Regions from separate parts of the Mus musculus genome. Here region 2 is linked to region 1. A link is a contact called in ENCODE Hi-C or POLR2A ChIA-PET data. All regions are on one chromosome and are shown on one strand. The core of a region is the stretch at or near the end of the contact, and the rest is flanking DNA. Distances in the headings are between cores, read along the strand shown. Region 1 overlaps Pip5k1c (phosphatidylinositol-4-phosphate 5-kinase, type 1 gamma). Region 2 holds the start of Hmg20b (high mobility group 20B).

Region 1 (6,045 bases), core at 1,350-3,849:
CCAATGTCTGCTGCCACACGTCTGGGTGACCTCGGGTGAGTCTGAATCTCTCTATAGCGGGTTTCTCCTGGGGAGGTCGGAAGCTGTGTCCCCATCATCCCAAGCACCTGTCACATGGGCTGCAACTGCGCACTGCCTGGGGACACAACCCAGGTCACTCCATCTGTAAAACAGGCTATGCCCATCACCTGCAGACATTCCTTACAGGTGATCCTAGAGTGACAGGAATGGGGGGACAGAGAGGTCTGGGCACAGGAAAAAGGAAAGGGGCTGGAATGGACAGGAAACAGAAACTATAGCCAGGGAGATCACAGGCCCTTGACCCTGCCACCACTCTGCCTCAGAGAGCAAGGCCTGGGGCCAGCAGAGGTGGGAGCTATCCATGAGCTCATGCTAGCCTGCTGACTGGGTTATACCGAGACTTCCTTTCCTGCTGCCTCCCTGATTCCCTCCTCTCTGCCTCCTCAAGCCAACAAAGGCCCCTGCCCTACTCCATCCTGCCCCGGCACAGCTGTGTTCTCCGTAGCTCCTTCTGCCAGACTCCTGCAAGGTTTGCCCACTGCTGAGCGAGACCCTCACACATCCCCCGCACAGCCACACTGCTCAACTGTGAAGGGCCCAGTGGCTGATGGTGGCTCCCATGCTGCATGTACAGGTGACCTGTCTGTCTCTGAAAAGAGGCCTGGGACATGATCCCACTTCTGGCCACCCAAGAGAGGCATCACACACCGCATGGGGATCTGTGTAGGTGCATGCACGAGTGTGGTGTGGGGCTTCCACATCGGAGGTGCCTGTTACGCAGCAGCAGCAGCAACGGACAGAGACATGGCGGCTGTGCGAAGACCTCAAAAAGGAAGCGAATGGTCTGCTGCTCTCATACTGCACAGTGCATCCTTGTCCCGGTGACCCACACACTGGAGCAACACAGGGGACCCAAACAAGAAAGCCATACAATATCCATGACAGGTCACACCCAGGGTGGGAGAACACAGAGGGGAACGCATGTGTTCGTTGGTGGATGCCTTAAACACAGAAGGCCTTCTCTGAGGGATGTGATGTTCTGGAACTATGTAGATTACCTGGCTGTATAATCTGAAGATCACACAGGTGTGTATATCTTAAACAAGTGATCCCTACAGTCTACCAATTATAGCTCGAGATCCCAAAATCAAAATGTAGACGTAAGTGTCCACAAAGGTAAACACATCACTATTAGCGCAGGCCTCATGGGACCTGCAGACTCCATCTGTCACAGAGCTTGGTCCCTGGCCTCTGAGTGGCCAGGATCAGGGTACTGTGTCCAAGTTTCGAAGACACCTACCAACTTCCCCTTCCATCTGCTCACAGCCTGCAGACCCAGCAGGTGATGGCCCCAGCAGCAGGTCCCCATTTGGACCCCGCCCCCACCTCTGCAGTGTGTGAGGGGACAGGCCAGGGGCTCTCTCCAAGCTCGAGAGAGAAAACTCAGCTTCCTGAACAACAACAAACAGGTCCAGAAGGCGGCCGGCCACATCACCATGCTCCTGAGTCTGTCACCCTGGAACCACTGCGGAGCTGGGGACACCTGTGGGCATGCAGCAGATTTGTGTGGTTTACTGATCTTTCTGCTATAGCCAATTTAAGGGACTTTAGGGTCGTCTGAGTGATCTAGTCCCATGTCAAGAACAACCTGACCTACGTGGGCCTCTGAAACCTTGCACCGGAAACAAACTGCTGAGGGACTGGATACTATGCATTCCAGAGACACTGCAGGGCACGCACCGCACCCTGGCCTCTTCAGAACTGCAGAAAGAGAAAGAAAGTACAAGAGATGGAGGAGACAGAGTAAGACTTGGAGGCCGAGATGGAGGGGGGGGGGAGGAGGAGGAGGAAGAGGGGGAGGAGATGGAGATGGAGGAGGACGTGGAGGAAGAAGGAAGGGGCAGAGGAGGAAGGGGAAGAGAAAGACTATCTCAAGTAAGGGAAGGGGTCAGCCCTGGTTGTGTATATCCATCATCCCAGAACCCAGGAGGACAAGAGGAGGCAGAGGTCACGAAGGCTACACAGCATCACTGCAGCAACACCAACAGCAATGCTGGGCTGTGGCAGGCTGGTCATCCCTGCACAGGGAAGTATAGGTAGTGGAACCAGGAGACAATCTATGCCATACAATTAAGAAGGGCCACCCTCAGCGACATAGTGTCTCCTAAGGCAGCTGCGGGGTGCCCGTAGATGACCACCTTGCCCTGGTAAGCAGGATGCCACATGGCTGTGCGCACTCTGTCATGCACTTGCAAAAAACTGGATCCTAGCAGCTGCTGAAGTCGGCACTCTGGGACACAATGGGACAGGCCACAGAAAGAATCTGCCAAGTCCTGGAAGAGCAACAGCTCCCGCTCTCTGTGGGTTAATCTTTATCGCACGCCAGGGATAGCAGGCCAGCACTGGACCCTTGGACTCCATGGCCCCAGAGTGTTGTCCCAATGCACCAGAGCTGACCCAACAGCTCAGAAAGGCAGAAATGAAGAACTCAGGCATGGTGCCTCACAACCGCCATCCCAGCACCCGAGATGACGAGGCAGGGCTGACGAGGTTCAGGCCAGCCTGGGCTACAGAGGAAGACGGCGCCTCCTGTGGTGTGTGGGCAACAGGAGGGTGTTGAAACAGGGTCTCACCCACCCGGCCTGCACAGATGCCTGCCCCCAGAACCTCAGTTAATGTTCTCAAGAAAACCTGTGTCAGTGGTGGGTGGAGCGCTGAGTGCTGAGAGGCCTGGAAGCCAGACCACAGCCTGGATCATGGGATGGACTGTGGGAGAAACAGGACCAAGGTCCAATGCTGCCTGGGGTGCGGAGGCTCCCAGTCCAAATCACCCATTCCCCAGAGGTCCTTGCATTTCTGATAACTCCTTCCACCAGGGTGTTCCGTTCTGGCCTAGGCAGAGCCTACATATGACTGGGCCGTCCCAGGTGCCTGGGCCACGCATGCTGCCCCTTCATGGCCCAAGCCAGCATGTCTGCTCACAGTACCTTTGCACAGCTGGTTCCATTCCTGGCTCTGGCAGCCAACACTTCTGTGCTGGCGGCTGCTATCACTTAGGGCTCAGGGACAACAGACCAACATGGCCCTTCCTTCCTGTCCAGTCCCTTTCTCCTGTGACTGTTCACTCTGCCCACCTATCCTCTAAACCTCAGTCCAGCATGAACATGGCAGAAGTCAGGGCCACCCCTCACTGGCATCACTGGTTCCCCTCAGGGACACTCAGAGGGGATGGCCCTGCCCATACAAAACGCTGACTTTGAGGTCATTTAGAGGCACAGCTCATGCAACACACACAACTCCTGGACTCCCTGCTCCCGGCAGCCCTCCTCTGTCATCCTCGCTCTCAGGAGTCTGAGACAGGAGGATTGGGAGTTTGAGGCCTGCCTGAGCTATGCAGGGATACCCTGTCTAAGACATAAAGACAGTGGACAGTCACAGTGATGGGCTGGGGAGATGGCTAGATAGTTAAAGCACTGGCTGCTCTTTCAGAGGGGCCTGGGTTCAATGTCTAACATCCACACGATGGCTAGCAACCACCTGTATCTTTGGTTCCAGGGGATCTGGCACACCACATACTGGCACCACGGTAACTATGCCTTCCTTATGCCTACTGTGCCTGTGCTCAGAAGAGAGGCCACATGAGCCAGAGAAAGGGCTCAGTGGGTGAAGGTGCTTGCTACCAAGCTGGATGGTCTGCGTTCAAACCTGAGGACCACATGGTAGAAAGAGAAAAGTGATTCTGGCAAGGTGACCACTGACCTTACCACCCTCAGGGCACCACCCACACATCCATAAGACAGACATATACGTAACATTAAGGACTAAAAACAGCCACTAAAGTCAGTGAAGCTAGTCACAGGAAGCCACCTGCAGCCGGCAGGGAAGGAGAAGTACTGGTGGCTGTGGGCGAGCCTGGCTTGTCCCCAGTCAGACACACGGTTTCTCTGTGACTCAGCGAGTCCACCCTCAGGCAGTCACCAGGGGAAGTGAAAAGCCCAATCCACCCAAATTCTGTGCACAGTCCCTGTGGGACTTTCCGAAAGCAACCAACACAAGGAAACATGGACATCTGTCCACGGAGGAACAGCACACCAGGGCGTCTTGTCCCCATTTGGAGTATTACTCAGCCATGAACAGGAGTGAGGCTCTTACAAGCCCAAACTGTGGAGGGACACGAAGGACATGGGACTCGGTGAGGGACCATGACACAAAGGCCACATCCTGTGGGCTCCCAGACAGGGAGTGGACTCGTGTGTGCCAGGAGGTGCTGAGAAATGGGTGGGGTGTTGGAAGGTTCTGGAATGAGACTATGCGGTTTTGATACAGTGCCACTGAGGCCAGCGGGGGAAGGTGCAAAGGCCTGAGAACCCACGCCCAGTGCCCAGAGCCCACATAAAGGCAGAGGAGAGGAGGGACTGCAGCTCATGCCTTGAAACATGCAGAGTTGGCTGTAGTGCCGACTGATGGACAGACAGACGGATGGCGGGGTGATGACTGAGTGCAACACAAGCTTCGACTCCACACCTGAGTGCTGCAGCTGTGGGTGTGAACTCCACCTAGACTTCAGAGAGGCTGAATAAAGCCAGCAGCCTCTCTCACACATCTCCAACAGCTTTAATGCGGCAGGTGGGTGACCTGGAAGCACCCAGAGACAACCATTTGGAGCCGCCTGACTGGGCAGGCCTGGGCTCTGTGCAGGGCTGGGCAGGGCAGCACTTCCTCCCCTCAGCCCGTCACTGTCCCGGGAACACTCGTCACCTCTTTGGAACTAGAGAGGAAAGGAAGTCACGAGGTGGTGGCGGTTGAGAGAGGTGGGGGCAGCCATACACACTGCAGGCCCTCAGGAGCTGCTGGAGGCCAGCAGTGCAGGAGTCTGGCAGGGCGGAGGGGTGGGGTACGACCCCACTGCCCTTGTTTTCCAGGGTGACTGTCCCTCCTACCCATCACACAAGACAAACCCTGTGCTTCCCTGTCGGTCAGCTCTGGGAGGTAAACAGGAAGCCAGGCCAGGCCGGGCCGGGCCATCAGGCCACCCACAGTCCTACAGGTCCTCAAGTAGCCAGACACTGTTCAGTGCCAGTGGTAAGAGAGGAGAAGGCTCCAGAGTCTGTCCCAAAGAGCTGAACGTCAGGCAAGGCGACCCCACCGAAGTCTCAGGCAGAGGGCCCCACTGTGCCCCACCAGGACACATGACCCAGAGGTTGTGACCCCCAAAAGCACATTGCCTACTGCACAGAATTCCTGGTTAGTTTTCTTGTGTCCCCAGCCTGGCTACGAGAAACTCCCAACCCCCAGCTCAGAAAACAACAGGCAAAAAGGCGGGATGGGCTGAGGCTGAGTGGACAGGGTACTCTCCCAGCATGCAACCAGGATCTGAGCACCATCCTAAACGTCACGTCACGTGACCCGGGCACACAGCTGGTGACAGGTACCCCAGCACTCAGGAGATGAAGGAAAGAGAACTGGTAGTTTCAGATCTATGCTAAACAGTGAGTTTGAGGCCAGCTGGGCTACATAAGGCAATAACAAAAATAAAAGGTGGGGACACAGAAGATTAAGAAACTGGAGAATTTCTGACTATGATGTCAAACCAGGAAGCTGTTAACAGTCAGATGGACACTCTTGACAACAGAAGAACTAAAATTTGCTGATGATTAGTAGTTGCCAGAAGAGCAGTGTGACGCAAGGGGTGTCACAGGTGAAAGGGAAGGGTCTACAATATACAAAGAGCTCCTACAAACCAACAAAAGACTGCACAACTAGAAACAGAAAAGATAGTTTCCAGAACATGAGGCCCAAGTTGTGTTTAGCATAGGACCAAAGGCAGCTGCATCCAAGGTGAGTAAGAAAAATGACCAGGGAGCTCAAACGGGAGCAGGCGATGGTGAAAGGGCCACAGTGGCAAAAAATTTCCAAAACAAACAAAAACCAGTTCACAGAATCAGCTGTGGTGGCCGCAGCTGAGCTCCTGCAACCCAGCCTGCCCACTGAGCCCACCGGTCCCCTCATCCCAGGAGGCTCAGC
Region 2 (5,703 bases), core at 824-3,323, 50 kb before region 1:
CGTGTGCCATCACCTCCCAGCTTCTTTCTTATTTATTTATTTATTTATTTTTAATTGTCTCTGAGAGGCTTTCACTATGTAGCACAGGGGACTGGAACTTACAGAGATCCCCTGCTTCTGTCTCCCTAGTGGTAGCATTAAAGGCAGGTGAGCCCACACCAAGCTCACAGCCAGTGATGAAGGCTGAGACTCTGTTCAGGGTAACTGTCAGGCTGCTCCCTTCCTGGACCACCTGTAGAAACCTTTGACCTGTGCCTGGGTCCCCACAGCCGCCTGTCATTGTTTTACCCAAATGCTCTTCTATCTCTGTTGTAACAGGAAGCCCAAGTTTGATCAAGCCTAACCTTATCTAAGAAGCTCTATCTGAACTGTCACCTGCTTGAGAGGAGCGGCTCAGAATCCCCCAGCCTGTTGAGTTTGGGGGGCGTCACTTGCACCTGCCATTAAGATAGACATAAGCACATGCTGCATGTGTAAGCATGTGTGTGGTCCCATAAACACATGCTATCATTACAATGCGTCACCTGGCCAACATTACCCCATCACAGAGTTTCAGTTTACAAACAGCACGGGAGGACTGAGCCCACGACCGCAGTGCATGATGGGATGGAAACACCCTAACCCTGCCCCAACCCCTCCAGGGGAATTATGGGCGGGGCTCCACTCTGACCACACTCCCAGCCCTTAGTGTGGCTACCAGGAATCGAACTGGAAGAGCAGCAGGTTTTATTTAAACCACTGAGCAATATCTTCAATCATTTGTTTTTAAAAAGATTTATTTGGGCTGGTGAGATGGCTCAGTAGGTAAGAGCACCTGACTGCTCTTCCAAAGGTCCGGAGTTCAAATCCCAGCAACCACATGGTGGTTCACAATCATCTGTAACAAGATCTGACACCTATTATTTCACGTTTATGAGCATTTTCCCTGCATGTAAGCCTGTTTGCTTGCCTAATGCTCAAAAGGGTAAAAAGAGGTCTCCTGGGACAGTTACAGATACTTTTTAGCAGACAAATGGGTGCTGGGGATCGAACCCAGGTTCTCTGCAAAAGAAACAGGCACTCCTAACCATAGAACCAACTCTCAGTTTCTCTTTTACTGTGGGATGTTACAGAAGACTGGAGTAAAATCACATTTGGCAACCTAGATGTGTGGTGCTGTCTCTTCCATTTGGATAATGCGGATCAAATTCAAGTTGTTGGGTTTCTCTGTAAACCCCTTGGCTTGCTGAGTCAGTCCGCACTGACCTTCAAAATGATTTTTTTTTTTTTTTAATGAAAATGCTCTTAGCCCAGCTTCTATCTCAGATCTAGGTGTCAGCCTCCCAGCCTGTTACTCCTCCTATGGTTCAATGTACCCCTTGGTCAGAGAGTAAAATCAAGGTTCCACGGGAAGGGAAATCAGTGCCTGGTGGTCATTTCCCCAGTCCTCCGTTTATAAAGCATACGTTCATTTATTGATTTAGGTCTGTGTGTGATGCACATGGCACAGCACACAGTGGAGTTCAGAGGACAACTTGCTGGAAAACCATTCTCACATTCCACTTTGTGGGTTCCGAATGCAAGTCGTCCACTAGGTGGCGAGCACCTTCAAGTGCTGTGCAATCTCACCAGACCCATTTTTTTTCAACGTAGTAAGAAAAACTACACCTGGCCGTACTGCAGGGGCGGGGGGTGCCTCTTTGGAACCTAACTCCTTCCTTAGAAGCCTACTAAAAACGCCTCTTCTGCCGAATATCCCCGGTCCCCATCTCCACACCCTAGCTCACCGGTCAGAATGGGGACTACTGGCCCTTTAAGGAGCTCCGCCCCACAGCACGCCGCCAGTCGCCTCCGATTGGTCCCGAGCGCGCCGGAGCGCAGCCGAACTTGACGCACCCGCCCGCAACCTGCCGACGCACCTCCCACGCGGCTCCGCAGATCTTCAGCCAACCACCGCCCGGCGCGCCGAGACTAATCTGCATGACCCCACCTCTCATGGAGGCCTCAGCCAATTAGAGCGCTATCCTTGGGTTCATTAGCATGAGGGCGGAGCGGGCGCGGGCGCTTGGTTGGACCGTCGCCGCGTCTCAGGTCCCGGGAAAGTTTTTTCAGAGGTGAAAAGAGCCGGGAAGTCCGGGCCTGCGCGGGGCGGGGGCTGCGGGGCGCGGCCTCCGGGACTCGATCTCGCAACAAAGGATCGCGGGGCCTCCTGCCCGAGGACCTCCCCGCCCCGGGATCCGCCTCCCCGGTCCGGGCCCCCCGGGGATCGCCCTGCGGTTCCCATCGAGGTGGCAGGCAGGACCCCCTGACCTTTGCCGGCTTCTGTTCCAGATCCCGCCCGGAGTGGCCATGTCCCACGGTCCCCGGCAGCCAGGCGCAGCCACCGCGTGAGTGCGCCTCCCCCAGCCTGTCCCGACCCTGGATAAGCCCTGTCCCCATCGTCGGGTACCCCTGGAAATGCCTTGTGTCCATCTCGAGTACCAGGGGTCATGCCCTGTCTCCACCCCGGGTACTCCTGGACATGTCCTGTCCTGCATCCTTGGGAACTCTTAAACATTCCCTATATCCACCCTCGGGTACCCCTAAACACACCATGTCCACGCTGGGATCTCTGGACATACCCTGTCTCATCCTCAGGTACCTCTGTGTACCTCTGTTTTGGGAACCCCTGATCCTGTCCTGTCCCTATACCCTACCTACCTTATCCCCACTACAGGAACTTCTGACCATGTCCTGTCACCCTTCGGGGATTTCTGTACTCCCTGTAGAACTGCCAAGACACCCTATGGCCTTCCTCACTATCTCATCTTCCTCCCAGGCCCCAGGACCAACTCACCTCGTCCTCCGTCCCCACCCCGCCAGTGGCCTACTGTGATCCTTGGATCCTCAAACTCTGGGTCCCCACCCCCTTTTTCCAGGCTCATGCGTGCTCCCACATACTTCTGTGATCTCCAATGACAAGAAGGGGATGGGTAGGTATGGGGGAATGATTTTGGCACTGATGGATGACGCTGGTTTCCATTGTCCCCAAGACCTGCGGGAGGCAAGACTCCGGGCCAGCACGGGGCCTTTGTAGTGGCTGTCAAGCAGGAGCGCAGCGAGGGTTCCCGAGCTGGAGAGAAGGGGCCCCAGGAGGAGGAGGTGAGTCCCCATCTGAAAAGCCTGGCCGGCCGCTGGCTCAGCAACACATACCTCACAAATCCAGACTATAAGATCCTCCCACTGCCTAGCAAGAGGCCACACCCCAGCCTAGCCTGTCAGTGGCTTCAGCCCCACCCCTAGGAGGCTGTCTTGGTGCAGGACCCGTAGGTTCTCTAGAGTTCTGACCCTTGATCTGCCGACCTACCACTAGACTAGGCCCCGCCCATATGCCCCAGACCCCCACCCACACTTCCCAGAGCCCCTCCCAAGGACACAGCCTCCTCCTGCAGCCAGTGAAGAAGCGAGGCTGGCCCAAAGGCAAAAAAAGAAAGAAGATTCTCCCAAATGGGCCCAAGGCCCCCGTCACTGGCTATGTTCGCTTCCTGAATGAGAGGCGGGAACAGATTCGCACCCGCCACCCGGACCTTCCATTCCCGGAGATCACGAAGATGTTGGGCGCCGAGTGGAGCAAGCTGCAGCCGGCAGAGAAGCAGGTAGAGACCAGAGAAAGGGGTGGCAGAAACAGGAGGATCCCTGGGCAAGCCCCATCGGTGAGAGACCCAGGCCCAAAGAACAAGGTGGAGAACGTCCAGTAGTCCTGGAGAAGGGACCCTCTCTCTGTGGGTTGGAGGGAGGAAGGGAGGCAAGGGAGGGGTTACGAATACATCAGTATGAGGGGAGTTGGGGGCCTGGCTCTGGCCACATCTGTGTGCCTACCTTCGTTTGGGCTGGCCCTAGTTTGAGGATGCTGCCCCCCTCCTAGCGGTACCTGGATGAGGCAGAGAAGGAGAAACAGCAGTACTTGAAGGAGCTGTGGGCATACCAGCAGTCAGAGGCCTACAAGGTCTGCACTGAGAAGATTCAAGAAAACAAAATTAAAAAAGGTGAGTGAGCCAGGCAGTAGTGGTGCACACCTTTACTCCAGCACTTGGGAGACAGAGGCAGGTGGATCTCTGCTTTTGAGACCAGTCTGGTCTGTAAAGTGAGTTCCAGGACAGCCAGGGCTACCCAGAGAAACCCTGTCTCAAAAACAAACAAAAGCCGGGCGTGGTGGCACACGCCTTTAATCCTAGCACTCGGGAGGCAGAGGCAGGCGGATTTCTGAGTTCGAGGCCAGCCTGGTCTACAGAGTGAGTTCCAGGACAGCCAGGGCTACACAGAGAAACCCTGTCTCATAAAACCAAAACCAAACAAACAAACAAACAAACAAAAACCCAACAACAATAAAAGGAAAGGTGAATGGGCCCAAACTCCCCTCATAAGCATAAAGGTTTATGTGGGGCCGTCCAGGTGGGGCCTCTGGACTGGGAGGGTGCTGGCTGACCTGCCTTCCTCCCTCCCCACTAGAGGACTCCAGTTCTGGGCTCATGAACACCCTCCTGAATGGGCACAAGGTAAGGGCCTCTCAGTCCAGAAGTACTTAAGAGAGAAGATACCTACCCCCAAAGCTAGTGTGTTCCATAGATAAAAGCAAGACCACTGTGGAGACACAGTGACTCTGTGGTGGGGCATAGCTTAGTGGTGAAGTCATTGCCCAGAATGCACAGAACCAAGGGCTCTACCCCCACCACCACCCACCCACCCCACCATGAGAGGGCCTCATGTATAGAGTGCTGACCTGGCATGCAGGAAGCTGGGGACTCCAGCGCCACTCAGAGTTAAGAACACTCACTGCTCCTGCACCCCCTTGGGTGTGAGCACAGACACCTCTAACTCCAGTTCTGGGGCATCTGCTAACCTCCTCTGGCCTCTGTGGATAATGCATGCACATGGGAGACACACAATACAAAGGAAATAAAAGCAGTCTGGGGCTCCAGGCGACCCAAGCTCCAGAGATGTGGGTCCCCACCGAACTCATTGCCATGTCCCAGGGTGTGGACTGCGATGGCTTTTCCACCTTTGATGTGCCCATCTTCACGGAAGAGTTTCTGGACCAAAACAAAGGTGAGATTTTAGCAGGTGCTTATGTCCTGGTTGCAGGATGAGTGGAAATGAGAATGAGGGCTGGAGTCAGGACTGAAGTTCCAGGGGGCCGTGATGGAGGAGGGATGGGGTCAGGGATGGAATGGGCAATAGAGGGAAGATGGGGCCAGACTGGAGACGGTGGGGGTACGGTGCGGTTAGGAATGGAGGGAGAAAAGGGTCGGGCTGGGGTCTAGGATTGAGGGCGGATAGGATCAGGGCTGAAGGGAGATGAGATCAGGGGTAAGGTCAGGAATGGAGGGAGATGGGTCGGGTTGAGGCCAGAGATGAAATGGGTCTATAGCACTCCGGGACCAGTATGACGGGGAGGCAGCTCAGGGCTCTGACTCCTGTCCCGCAGCACGCGAGGCAGAGCTGCGGCGCCTGAGAAAGATGAACGTGGCCTTCGAGGAGCAGAATGCGGTGCTGCAGCGCCACACGCAGAGCATGAGCAGCGCGCGTGAGCGTCTGGAGCAGGAGTTGGCGCTGGAGGAGCGGCGCACACTGGCATTGCAGCAGCAACTACAGGCCGTGAGGCAGGCGCTCACGGCTAGCTTCGCCTCCCTGCCGGTGCCCGGTGCGCAGCCCCGCCCACACCTCCGGTCCCGCCCACACTTTTCA

Evidence for each region. Hi-C counts contacts between places; a loop is a spot of excess contacts on that map. ChIA-PET counts read pairs that join two places held with the same protein, here RNA polymerase II (POLR2A).
Region 2: a map of T-helper 17 cell shows a loop between it and region 1 (1.9-fold over the local background). The contact joins the promoter of Hmg20b here to the enhancer-like site in region 1. A Hi-C loop is called at or near these places in 10 of 37 maps with a recorded cell type or tissue (CH12.LX, T-helper 17 cell, adrenal gland and 6 more). POLR2A ChIA-PET finds 5 or more read pairs at or near these places in 4 of 5 experiments (Patski and embryonic stem cell).

Annotation. Positions count from the first base shown.
Region 1 is chr10:81,296,830-81,302,874 of GRCm38, reverse strand. The region is part of intron 1 of Pip5k1c (phosphatidylinositol-4-phosphate 5-kinase, type 1 gamma); the gene reads right to left. Gm16315 (a long non-coding RNA gene) reads left to right here. Exons shown (of 2, transcript XR_001779824.2): 1 at 1-35; 2 at 470-1,174. Among named protein-coding and RNA genes, the nearest start is that of Gm16315, 4.4 kb to the left of the region's middle. Within about 2 kb of position 2,599, at least 1 of the 3 ENCODE cell types and tissues checked has a DNase peak (open chromatin) inside an H3K27ac peak, as active enhancers do; it is heart, where a contact is called at or near this core.
Region 2 is chr10:81,346,797-81,352,499 of GRCm38, reverse strand. Hmg20b (high mobility group 20B) reads left to right here and starts at 2,073. Exons shown (of 9, transcript NM_010440.3): 1 at 2,073-2,366; 2 at 3,012-3,120; 3 at 3,411-3,614; 4 at 3,884-4,004; 5 at 4,468-4,514; 6 at 4,992-5,064; 7 at 5,444-5,659. The coding sequence starts at 2,329.